2 separate regions of the Homo sapiens genome follow, and region 2 is linked to region 1. Evidence: chromatin contacts called from ENCODE Hi-C or POLR2A ChIA-PET data. All regions are on one chromosome and are shown on one strand. The core of a region is the stretch at or near the end of the contact, and the rest is flanking DNA. Distances in the headings are between cores, read along the strand shown.

Region 1 (5,105 bases), core at 1,428-3,927:
TTTTCCAGGTATGCTTATAAAAACAGATATTACATTCATTGTCTTTAGTCACATTCAGATCAACATGTTTCTAATTTTATTTTTGATGTCTTCTTTGGACACAGGAGAAATTGAGAAGTTTGTTGCAGAATTCCAAAGTTCCTAGAAATGTCTTATTAGATTTTTTTTATAATTTTCAAGTATTTTGGGTTTTTATATATTTCTTTTTGTTTGTGTTTTCTGTTTTCTTTCTGCTATTGTCAGAAAACATACTGTGCATGATTTCAATCCTGTGGAACTGATTGTAATTTGGTTTTTATATAGCCCATTTAGTTGAATGTTTTAGATGCACTTAGAAAGACTATTCTGCCACTGTTGGTTATAGTGTTCTGCATACGTCAATTAGATCAAGTTGGTTGATATATCTTTACTGATTTTTGTCTCTTTTGTCAATTACTGAAACTGGAGTGTTAAAATCTCCAAATTTAATTGTTGTACTCGGTTGAGTGGTGTTCCTCCAAAATCTATGTCTACCCAGACTTGTGCATGTAACCTTATTTAAAAATAAAATCTTTGCAGGTATAATCAGGTTAAGGTGAAGTGGAGCTGGATTAGGGTGGGCCATAATTCAATGGTTGGTGTCCTTACACACCTAGAGATCTGGACACAGAAGTAGAAGGAAGAAGGCTATGTAAAGAAGGAGGCGTAGATTGAAGTTATGGTCAAGGAATGGCAAGGACTGACAGCAAACACCAGTAGCTTGAAGAAGGAAGGAAGGATCCTTCCCTAGGGCCTTTAAGAGAGCACGTCCCTCTGATACCTTGATTTCAGACTTCTGGTCTCTGTAACGGTAAGCCAATAAATTTCTGATGTTTTAGGCACCACCCCCGCCCCCCCCAAAAAATAAAAGGTGTTAGGATGCAATGATAATTATTTTGACAGATTTCTCTGGAAAGCTTTAAATTTTTTAAAAAGCAAAAATACTCCATCACTATCCTGATAACAATCAACATGTAGTCAGATGCTTTAGCTAGCATAGTCTTACTAATATTTGTATCAATGAGCAGGGTTATAGTATTAACATTTTCAACATGGTAGCAAATATTTGTCCCCTGCACTTCTAATTATAAGGTCAAATTCAAATAAAAGTAAGAACACAAAAATGAGAACCCTCATCCAAATTTCGACGTACATTATTATTTATCAATCATCAATAGACTCTGTGCCAAGCACTGGGCTGGGTGCTGTACCTTTTGAGGATGCAAACGTAGAGTAAAAGCAGCCCTGTCCTCACGGTGCTCTGGACACTGTGCGGGGGAAGACATACAACCAGCGACATCGTAATATGGGCCATCAGTACTCTAATAACGCTGACAGGAGTGATGCTTCGGAAATACTTTTCAGTTCGTGTTTCCTTATTGGCTAGCTACGCTTTCTCTCCCCGTTCCTTGCCGATCTTAAACAATCCAAGAAAGGGGCAGACCAAAGCTACTTAGGAGACAAGAGCGGTCTTGGTGAGATTGCAGCAAGAAGGGCAAGGTTGGTGGGCGTGGTGGTGGGTGCCTGTAATCCCAGCTACTCTGGAGGCTGATGCAGGAGAATCGCTTGAACCCGGGAATCGGAGGTTGCAGTGAGCCAAGATGGCGCCACTGCACTCCAGCCTGGGCGACAGAGCGAGACTCCGTCTGAAAAACAAAAACAAAAACAAAAGCAAAAACAAAACAAAAAGGTCGGACGCGGTGGCTTACGCCTGTAATCCCAGCACTTTGGGAGGTTGAGGCAGGTGGATCACCTGAGGTCAGGAGTTCGAGACCAGCCTGACCAACCTGGTGAAACCCCGTCCATACTAAAAATACAAAAATTAGGCGGGCATGGTGGCGCATGCCTGTAATTCAAGCTACTAGGGAGGCTGAGGCAGGAGAATAGCTTGAACCCAGAAGGCGGAGGATGCAGTGAGCCGATATCGCGCCACTGAACTTCAGCCTGGGCAACAAGAGCGAAATCCTGTCTCAAAACAAAACAAAACAAAACCTGCACTAGAATAAGTGCTAGTTCTTTTTTTCTTTAAAGACGGACAAGATGAAATGTTTTAATTCTCATTTTACCTAATAATAAAGGATGTACCGTTAAAATCAAGTAGGAATTTATCCTTGTCTTATTGTCATTTTTTAAAAATTTTGCTATTCTGCACAGGACCAGTTTCTCTAGAATGTTCCCTTGCTGACTTTTCCTCTGGTAGTATCAGTTACACTGAAAATCAGTTGTATTCTTTTGCTTTATTTCACTGGGCACCATCAAACTAACAAAAGAGGAGAGTAACAGAGTAGGAGAAGATGGAGGATGCAAGGGAATAGGACACCTGTGTCCTAACCTCCTCTCGGGTATATATCCCGGGTTGGGGAACTCTTTCCACAAGCCCGGAGAGAACTGGTAACAAGAGGGCGGGGCGAGTGCGAGTTTCGATCCAGATAGGGCCTCCAGGTGGAGCGCCTGGGATCTCAACGGCACCTGGCCCCCGGGCGGGCGGATTCAGCCCCCGGGGAGCAGGCGCGGGAGTGAGGAGCCCCGATTGATTCTGCATGGGATGGGCCACGGCTCAGGGGGCCAGAGGCGGCGCCAAGGCAGGGGGCGCGGATCCAGCACAGCTCCTTCCCGGCCCAAACCGAATAAAACTCCCAGCAGCCCACAGTGAGACCCAGTGGAAAAGGCGCCCTCTGCTGGAGAGGCGCAGACGGGCGGAGCTGGAAGAGACAAAACCCAAAACACCTGAACATTTATTTCAGCAACTAGAATACTTCAAGTAGGAGGCGGGGGAAGCCGTGCCTTGTCAAGTTAAAGCGGACAACTTGTTCCTTCTCAGCACACCTCACTCCCAACTACCCTGCAGGATGGAGGTGTATCAGGAAAAACAGTGCTCCGGATCCCTTACCTGAGATCTAAAGACGCCACATTTTCTTCACAAGTGTTCTTAAGTCAACTGGGAGGACAAAGATTGCGTGAGTGCTTGGCTTATATGGTTTCATTTCTGTTTTCCAGTTGTCATTGTAGGCATGATCAATCTCTGCAAAAACAAAAAGAATAGGTTTAGGAGTAAAATATCCCTGAAATTAAGATTTCTAACCGTTCCCCTTCTAAGTGTATTTTAAAAGGGCACAACCAATTTCTTGATGTTTTGGATTTATTATTATTATTATTATTATTATTATTATTATTATTAAAGACAGGGTCTCATTCTGTCGCCCATGCTGAAGTACAATGGTCCGATCATAGCTCACTGCAGGCTTGAACTCCTGGACTCAAGCGATCCTTCAGCCTCAGCCTCTCAAAATGCTGGGATTACAAGCGTTAACAATTTCTCCCGGCTGCATTTTATTATTCTAATTGCGCAGCTTTGTCTAGTAAAGGATGGAGGACTAAAGGGAATAGGACACCTGTGTTCTAACCGCCTCCTTTTGGGTAGAGATCCCGGGTCGGGGGCCTATTCCACCTGACGGAACAGAGAGGTGCGGCTGCGCGTTTCGGTCCGGAAGAGGCCTTATATCAATGGTAGTTCTCCCTGCCTTTATATACCTCTTCTGTTAAGTTTGATAGTGCCCAGTAAAATAAAGTAAGAGTACGACTGATTTTCGGTATAACTGATACTACTAGAGGAAAAGTCAGCAAGGGAACATTCTAGAGAAACTGGTCTGTGCAGAATAGCACAATTTTTAAAAAAGTGACAATAAGACAAGGATAATTTCCTACTTGATTTTAATGGTACATCTTTTCTTTATTATTAGGTAAAATGAGAATTAAAACATCGCATTTTGTCTGTCTTTAAAGAAAAGAAAGAACTAGGACTTATTCTAGTGCAGGTTTTTTTCTTTCTTTTTTTTTTTTTTTTGACGGAGTCTTGCTCTGTCGCCCAGGCTGGAGTACAGTGGTGCAATCTCGTCCCACTGCAACCTCCACCTCCCGGGTTCAAGCGATTCTCCTGTCTCAGCCTCCCGAGTGGCTGGGATTACAGGCATCCGCCACCACACCCACCTAACTTTTGTATTTTTAGTAGAGATGGGTTTCGCCATGTTAGCCAGGCTGGTCTAGAACTCCTGACCTCAGGTGACCCACCTGCCTTGGCCTCCTAAAGTGTTGGGATTACAGGCCTGAGCCACTGTACTCAGCCTTTAGTGCAGGTTTCTACATTAATCTTCCTCTCCTTTGTTCTCGTGAGCTGACTATCAAGACCAGATTAGGATATGTGGTTGTTTCCTAAGAGACTTAAGCTTGGGGGACATGTGTTTGTTTTGGGAGTATGTCAGTATGTCTGTGTGTGTGAGTATGGTGGGCAAGGGAAAGAAAGATGAGATCCTCCCTCTCAGTTTAAGGTAGTCTAGGTCTCAGGAAAGAAATGAGGTATGAGCTGCATAACATTTGGGTAATGAAGCAGGTCTTCGAAGAACCAGTAGGGCTTCGAAGAACCAGTAGGCCTCCAATGTCCCCATCCATGGCCATACACGTGGAATCAGTGAAATGGATGAGAGTAGGTTCCCGGTCAGGATCATGTACAGGGAGTTGAGAATTCACTTTTCTTTCTTTCAGAAGACCAATTTTAATTTTTCCACCCAACAGGGGTCAGCAACACACAGAAACTTGTCTTAACTAACTCTTTCCTCTTCTTTAAAATATTATCTATATATAGATAATTTCCCCTTCTTTAAAAATTATCTATAAAATTCTCTCTCTATATATATCAGTAATTTTTAAAGGGGAAGATATATACATAAAGATATATATGTTTAATATATAGATAATTATGTATATCTCTGTTTTATTTTATATATATGATAAAACAGAAAGAGAGAGACAGTGTGTGTTTACTCTTTTACCCAAGTACATATGCCTTTCTAGTGCTTTGCAGAGTACTTTGAATAAGAAGGTTCAGAGACATCTGAAAATTATCTGTGAACTTTTGCTATTCTGATTCTTTTAAGGTGGTATATTATAAAATTTTTAAAGGTACAAAATTACTTTAAAACAGCCAGTGGGTTAGTAGTTGGTAATGCTAGTAACTGATAGTAGATGACATGTAAGTGCTCACTATGCCACTATGCTGGACAACACAAGCAAATACCGCACATACATTATAG
Region 2 (5,105 bases), core at 1,512-4,011, 51 kb before region 1:
CACCACTTCTTTCAGGTCACTCTCGGGTTTCCCGGCCACCATAAAGGGCCACGTCTGCGGGAAAGAAGAGGGTGGAGGAGGTAAGTGGCCGTGGCGGAGGGGGTGGGGTGGACTCGGGGCCTGAGATGAAAGGAAGGGGGGCGGTGGGGGCAGGCGGTGCTCTGGAGAGACCGGTTATCTCTGCAATTTACTCCCGGTCCTAGCGCACCCTGCGGCTGCATAAAGCAAATAGCTGCTTTGGCGCCAAGTCACAGCTCGAGGTGGTGGTGGTGCTGGTGGTGGTCTTTTAGAATGAGAGCCAAAAGGGCTTATACTGGGTTCCTTGTGAGACTCAATGCAGGAAGCCCCGGGCAAGCCGAGAGTGGGAGAGTGGGTGGTGCTGTGGCACTGCCTGGAGGCAGACGCTTTGGCAGTCTGAGCCGGGAAGCCCAGAACGACCTTGTGCCTACTGGGCACCGAGTTCGGGGCGAAGCGCCCTCCTGGCCTCCTTCTGAGGCGGTGGTCGGGTTTCAGGGCCCTGTCGCTTTCATCGCCTTTCATCACCATCTATTTCCCTAGTCCGACTTTCGTTTCTTCCATCGCAAACACCGGCTTTGACTACAGCTTCTAGATTAATCACCACCTCTTAAGGAAAAAAAAATGCTATACTACATTGACTTTTAATTTAAGATCGTCTTCATGCTGGACTGAGAAAGTATGCTTTCTCTTCCTTTCTCCGGGCTGTTTTATAATAAAGCTCATTTAAGTTTCTTATTCAAAGATGAAGAGAGTAGCAGTTGTAAATATTCGAGGCAACACTTTCATTTTAGGTGGAGATTTTAAAAAGCTATTTACTCATTGGGGGGGAAAAACCCCAAACTTTCAATTGGAGAGAAAACATTTTTCATGGTAAAATGTGGGTTTGCATCTTCTTCTCCAGCAATTCCAGAAACCAATTCGGTGAGAAGACAATTCAGACCCCTCTCACTACTGCTCTAGTGCTAGCTGATAAGACTTGCCTTTTAAAAGGAAAAATCTCTCATTCTTATCATATACAAACAGAGATCCTAGTAAGTTGTTGTTATTGTTTTTCTTTAGATCTTAGAAGTTTTAAAATAAAATCAAATGAAAAAAATTAAGATATATTTCTTAAACAGTAAAATACATTTGAGAAAAAAGTAGACTCAATGATTATCAGTTTTTTGTGTTAAAAAATTAGGCTCAATGGGCATTACTTTTTAAGATAAAAGGTAACATTTCTTAAATCTTGGGTGAGAGTGACCTATTTTAGTATTTATTACACTCATACTAGTGAGGATTTACTGATTTTGCTGATCATTACTAGAACTTCTGGGATTTAAAAATATTAATCCACTTATAGGAGAAGCACAGAATATTTAAGCGGTTAAGGGCTTACGTGGACAATTTGGGGGGCATAGATGTGTCCTTATCCAATGGTCCTAAATATGCTTGTGAAAGAAACGGAGTTGGGTGTTTTTATTTACAAGGAAAGGAAAATCAAGTTCCACTCTCTGCTAAAAGAAGAAAAAAGGATTAACAAAATGCCTGTCCGCTCGCAGCGTCTTGTCAGTGTTCTCAGTTCCGCAGCAGCCACTGCACCCCAGGGAGGATGGCGATGGAGCGGGAGCGGGGGATCCCTCCTCTGTGCCAGCTCAACACACTTGCAAACTTTTAATTGGGCTGCCACGTCAAACCCTCGCATAAATCACTCCCGCTCCGGGGGCTGGTAGGGCAGAGAGCGAGGGCCGTGTCTAGACCGCCCGCCTCCGGTCCCTGGAGGCTCTAGGCCCGCGGTGGTCGAGATGTGTAAGTCACCGCCGCGCCCACACCCCCACTCCCAGCCCCGCGCGCACTCGCGCCCACCGCAGGCGGGAGTGCGGGCGCGCCTGGACTGCAGCTGCAGCCCCGGGAGCACTCACCAGGTTGACCGGGTGAATGTACCCGTTCTCGTATTTGTCGTTAGCCAGGATCTGCCTCAAGTGGGCGATGTAGCTGGACGCCAGCCTGAGCGTGTCCAGCTTGGAGAGCTTGGTGTCGGGGGGCACCCAGGGCAGGGTGGTCTTGAGTCTGGAGAAGGCCTTGCTCAGCACTCGCATGCGGGCCCGCTCTCGCGCGTTGGCGGCGTTGCGCTGGACCTGCTTCCCCTCCTGGCTGACCCCGCTCAGGGGGCTCTTCTTGGTGGGCGCCTTCCTCCTCTTGCCCAGGCCGCCGCGGCCCTTCTGGGGAGACCCATTCTCGCAGTTGGAGCTCTCCTCGGTGCTCTCGTTGGAAGTCACAAATTCCTTGTTCGAATCCATTTTCAACCCGTCACATTCCAACATCTCCACCTCTTGAAGGTCCTCCACATCGCTGAGGGAGCCGGTGGACATGTTTGGGGGAGTGGACGAGGGAGAGAGAGAGAGAGAGACAGAGAGACAGAGAAAGCGAGGAAGAGGGTGAGAGAGAGACAGAGAGACCCTGAAACCAAGAGGCCTCCCGAGTGTGGCGCAGCCACCTCCTGCTGGGAGCTGGAGTTGGGGTCTGGTTGGGTCTCACAACCCTTTCCCCTTCGCAGAGTTGTGAGAAGGAACCCCGAGGACTTCTGCAGCAGAGGAACCGGCTCTCTGTTTCCCCACTCCCAGAGTCGTGGCCGTAGAGGAGGGTGAGCGAGCGCTGAGGAATTTGGTGGACACTAGGAATTTATCTGGGGAATAGAGGGGCGGATCCTTGCAGCCCAGGGAGGGGCCTGCCAGGCCCCAGCAAAGCGCTTAGACCCCTTTCACAACCGGAGGGAAACTCAATGCACAGACCCTGATTTGCAACTTGTAATGTAAATCAACTCAACTGCATCATGTACTTACCAGCCACCTTCTCCCAACTGTGGCCGGGGCCGAGAAGCAGCATGTTCTGTCCATCTGTAAAAGGCCTTCTTTCTCTCTTAAGACGTCACAACTGGTTGTTACTGAGAACTTTAGAAAAACGACTAGATCGTTTGGCTCTTTCTGGGCCTTCCACCTACACTCCATGCCCTCTCTCCTCCCAAGAAAACACGAATTAAAATACAGGGAGTATCAACCGCATCCTGCCAACACCTCATAAGACTCCAAGGCTTTACCGAGATCTTCCACCTTCCCCGGGATAAATGAAGACAAGTGCTTCCTAGAATCTTTATGGTGATGGAAAAGTAAGTATAAAACATTTCACCTACACCTGGTCATTTTCAAGACATCAAAGGACTGCCTACGTGTACACAAACATACTTGATTTGCACACTCAAACCCAACCACACACAGCTTAGTGGGAGTGGGTAGGGAATGAGAGGGCAGTATGAGTGTGTGGAAAACATTATGTTAGTTGATCATCTTTTCCTAATAAATGGAAACTTTCCCCTCGGTTTTTTTTTCTTTTCTAGAAATGCATTTAATATTGCCTTGAGAGTCTTTGTTGCTCTCAGACATCACCTTGCCTGGCACTTTTTGTGATGCACCGTCCCTTTCAATGCTGCTGTCTTTGTCTTCTTCCAGCCTGTTAGGTGCCAGTGTTCCTCACATGAAGCTGACATTACACAACACAAAGCAAGACTATCCTTTTGAGAAAGGTTCTTTTCCATCTTTAACCCCAGCTCGAACCACCTTTCCTAGAGAATAAGAAAGTCTCCTGGGAAGTAGGTAGAAAAAGCACAGGGAAACAGAACCTAGGGATTGGATGAAATTGGTGCAATGAAACCAGGGAGACTGAAGGCATAAATCTCTCTTACAATTTCTTTGCCAGGTTTTCTTCCCTTGCAGGTAGGCATTGAAGTTGAGGGGCTGGAGCAAAATGTAAGAGTGGTTTCTGAGTGGTTGGCTTAGGGTCTGAAGGCTTCTCCTACATTAAGATATCATATCTCTAATCCTAGGCTCAGCTGGGAATTCACTAACCTCTAACGTTTTGTTTTGCTAGCAGGGTCTTGTTTGCTTTCCCCCTATGCTGTAAACTAAACAGGTTGTCAGCAAATCAGTCTTTATTAATGAATTAGCGACCCCTCTTCCATAATATCTTCGCTGAGGATCCAAAATTTGTTAATCACCAGTGTAGAGATTTATGAGCTCTCTTATTTTCTGTTGTTTGTGCAGGTGGAGATTTAAATGACCACATCCACCCTAAGATTTATTGTGAGAATGATTGATGTTATAAACCAGGAAAAGGACTCTTCCCACAGCAGGGATGACAGAAATATCAAGTTGAAGTTGCCTTTGTCTTCACATACGAATGACCCAGTACTACAACACAGAAAGTATAATAATTTAATCTGAGGTTCAAGACAGCAGTGAGAGAACACCCAGCAGGCCTGTTAAAAATTTCTTCACTAATTCCTCAACTAGTTTCCTTTGATTTGCTCTCCCTTTTCTCAGTCTTGGTAAAACATGAAAGTTAAAGTTATTTTTAGACTAAAGAGCTATGTGAAAATGGGCATTGGCCAATACTTTGTGAAATGTGTGTGTGTGTGTGTGTGTGTGTGTGTAGCTACTAAGATATCTGCAAAATAACTACAAATAATTAATTTGGGCTCTGGAATGTGATAATTATTATAAATCCAAACTATGGCCTTACTGCATACATTAAGCTGTGATTTTTCTTGTTGGAGCCATTTTTTTTTCTTTTTGGCTCTGGGTCTCTGTTACACCTTAGTTAATGGACTGCTCAGGCTGTCTGGGGAGATAGTAAAAATCATAGTAATATGTACCACTGAAAAGATTTCTGTTGTCTGTATATTTTTCAATGTTGGAAACTTAAAAGTACCAATTTCTGGAAGCATGTAAAACTAGCCTCATGTCATAGGCTGGTTTTTATGCTTAGCAATTATTTTTCTTCATAGCCATATAAGAAATAATTAAGTCCCATGTCCATTTATCTTGCAGTAAGACATTTGGGCTGAGAAAGGCTAGTGGGCTGATAATAAATTTTGGAGTGTTTCTAAAATTCTGTAAAAGATGGCTTCCAGTTTGGGAGTAAGAGTCGAAGAATACTGTTGCTTATGTATCTTGATATGAAGTCTTGGAGAGAGAATATTCATATGAAAAATACTTTTTTTCTTTTAAAATTTTGTGTCTATCCCTGCTAATAAACACTTAGGGACAAATGGG

The links. Hi-C counts contacts between places; a loop is a spot of excess contacts on that map. ChIA-PET counts read pairs that join two places held with the same protein, here RNA polymerase II (POLR2A). Pooled maps may share reads with other maps.
Region 2: a loop to region 1 is called in a map of mammary epithelial cell, with 2.1 times the contacts of the local background. The contact joins the promoter of TARID here to the enhancer-like site in region 1. A Hi-C loop is called at or near these places in 6 of 168 maps with a recorded cell type or tissue (DLD1, IMR-90, lower leg skin and 3 more) and 3 of 50 pooled maps. POLR2A ChIA-PET finds 5 or more read pairs at or near these places in 2 of 52 experiments (Caco-2 and OCI-LY7).

The regions. Positions count from the first base shown.
Region 1 is chr6:133,835,528-133,840,632 of GRCh38, reverse strand. The region is part of intron 2 of TARID (TCF21 antisense RNA inducing promoter demethylation); the gene reads left to right. It overlaps LINC01312 (long intergenic non-protein coding RNA 1312), which reads right to left. Exons shown (of 3, transcript NR_027030.1): 2 at 2,909-3,040. Among named protein-coding and RNA genes, the nearest start is that of LINC01312, 17 kb to the right of the region's middle. RefSeq lists a silencer at 2,619-2,668. Within about 2 kb of position 2,677, at least 5 of the 41 ENCODE cell types and tissues checked have a DNase peak (open chromatin) inside an H3K27ac peak, as active enhancers do; they include mammary epithelial cell, where a contact is called at or near this core.
Region 2 is chr6:133,886,662-133,891,766 of GRCh38, reverse strand. It overlaps TARID (TCF21 antisense RNA inducing promoter demethylation), which reads left to right and starts at 2,761. Exons shown (of 9, transcript NR_109982.1): 1 at 2,761-3,163. It overlaps TCF21 (transcription factor 21), which reads right to left and starts at 2,654. Exons shown (of 2, transcript NM_003206.4): 1 at 1,920-2,654; 2 at 1-54. The coding sequence starts at 2,369. RefSeq lists enhancers at 177-941, 2,193-3,106.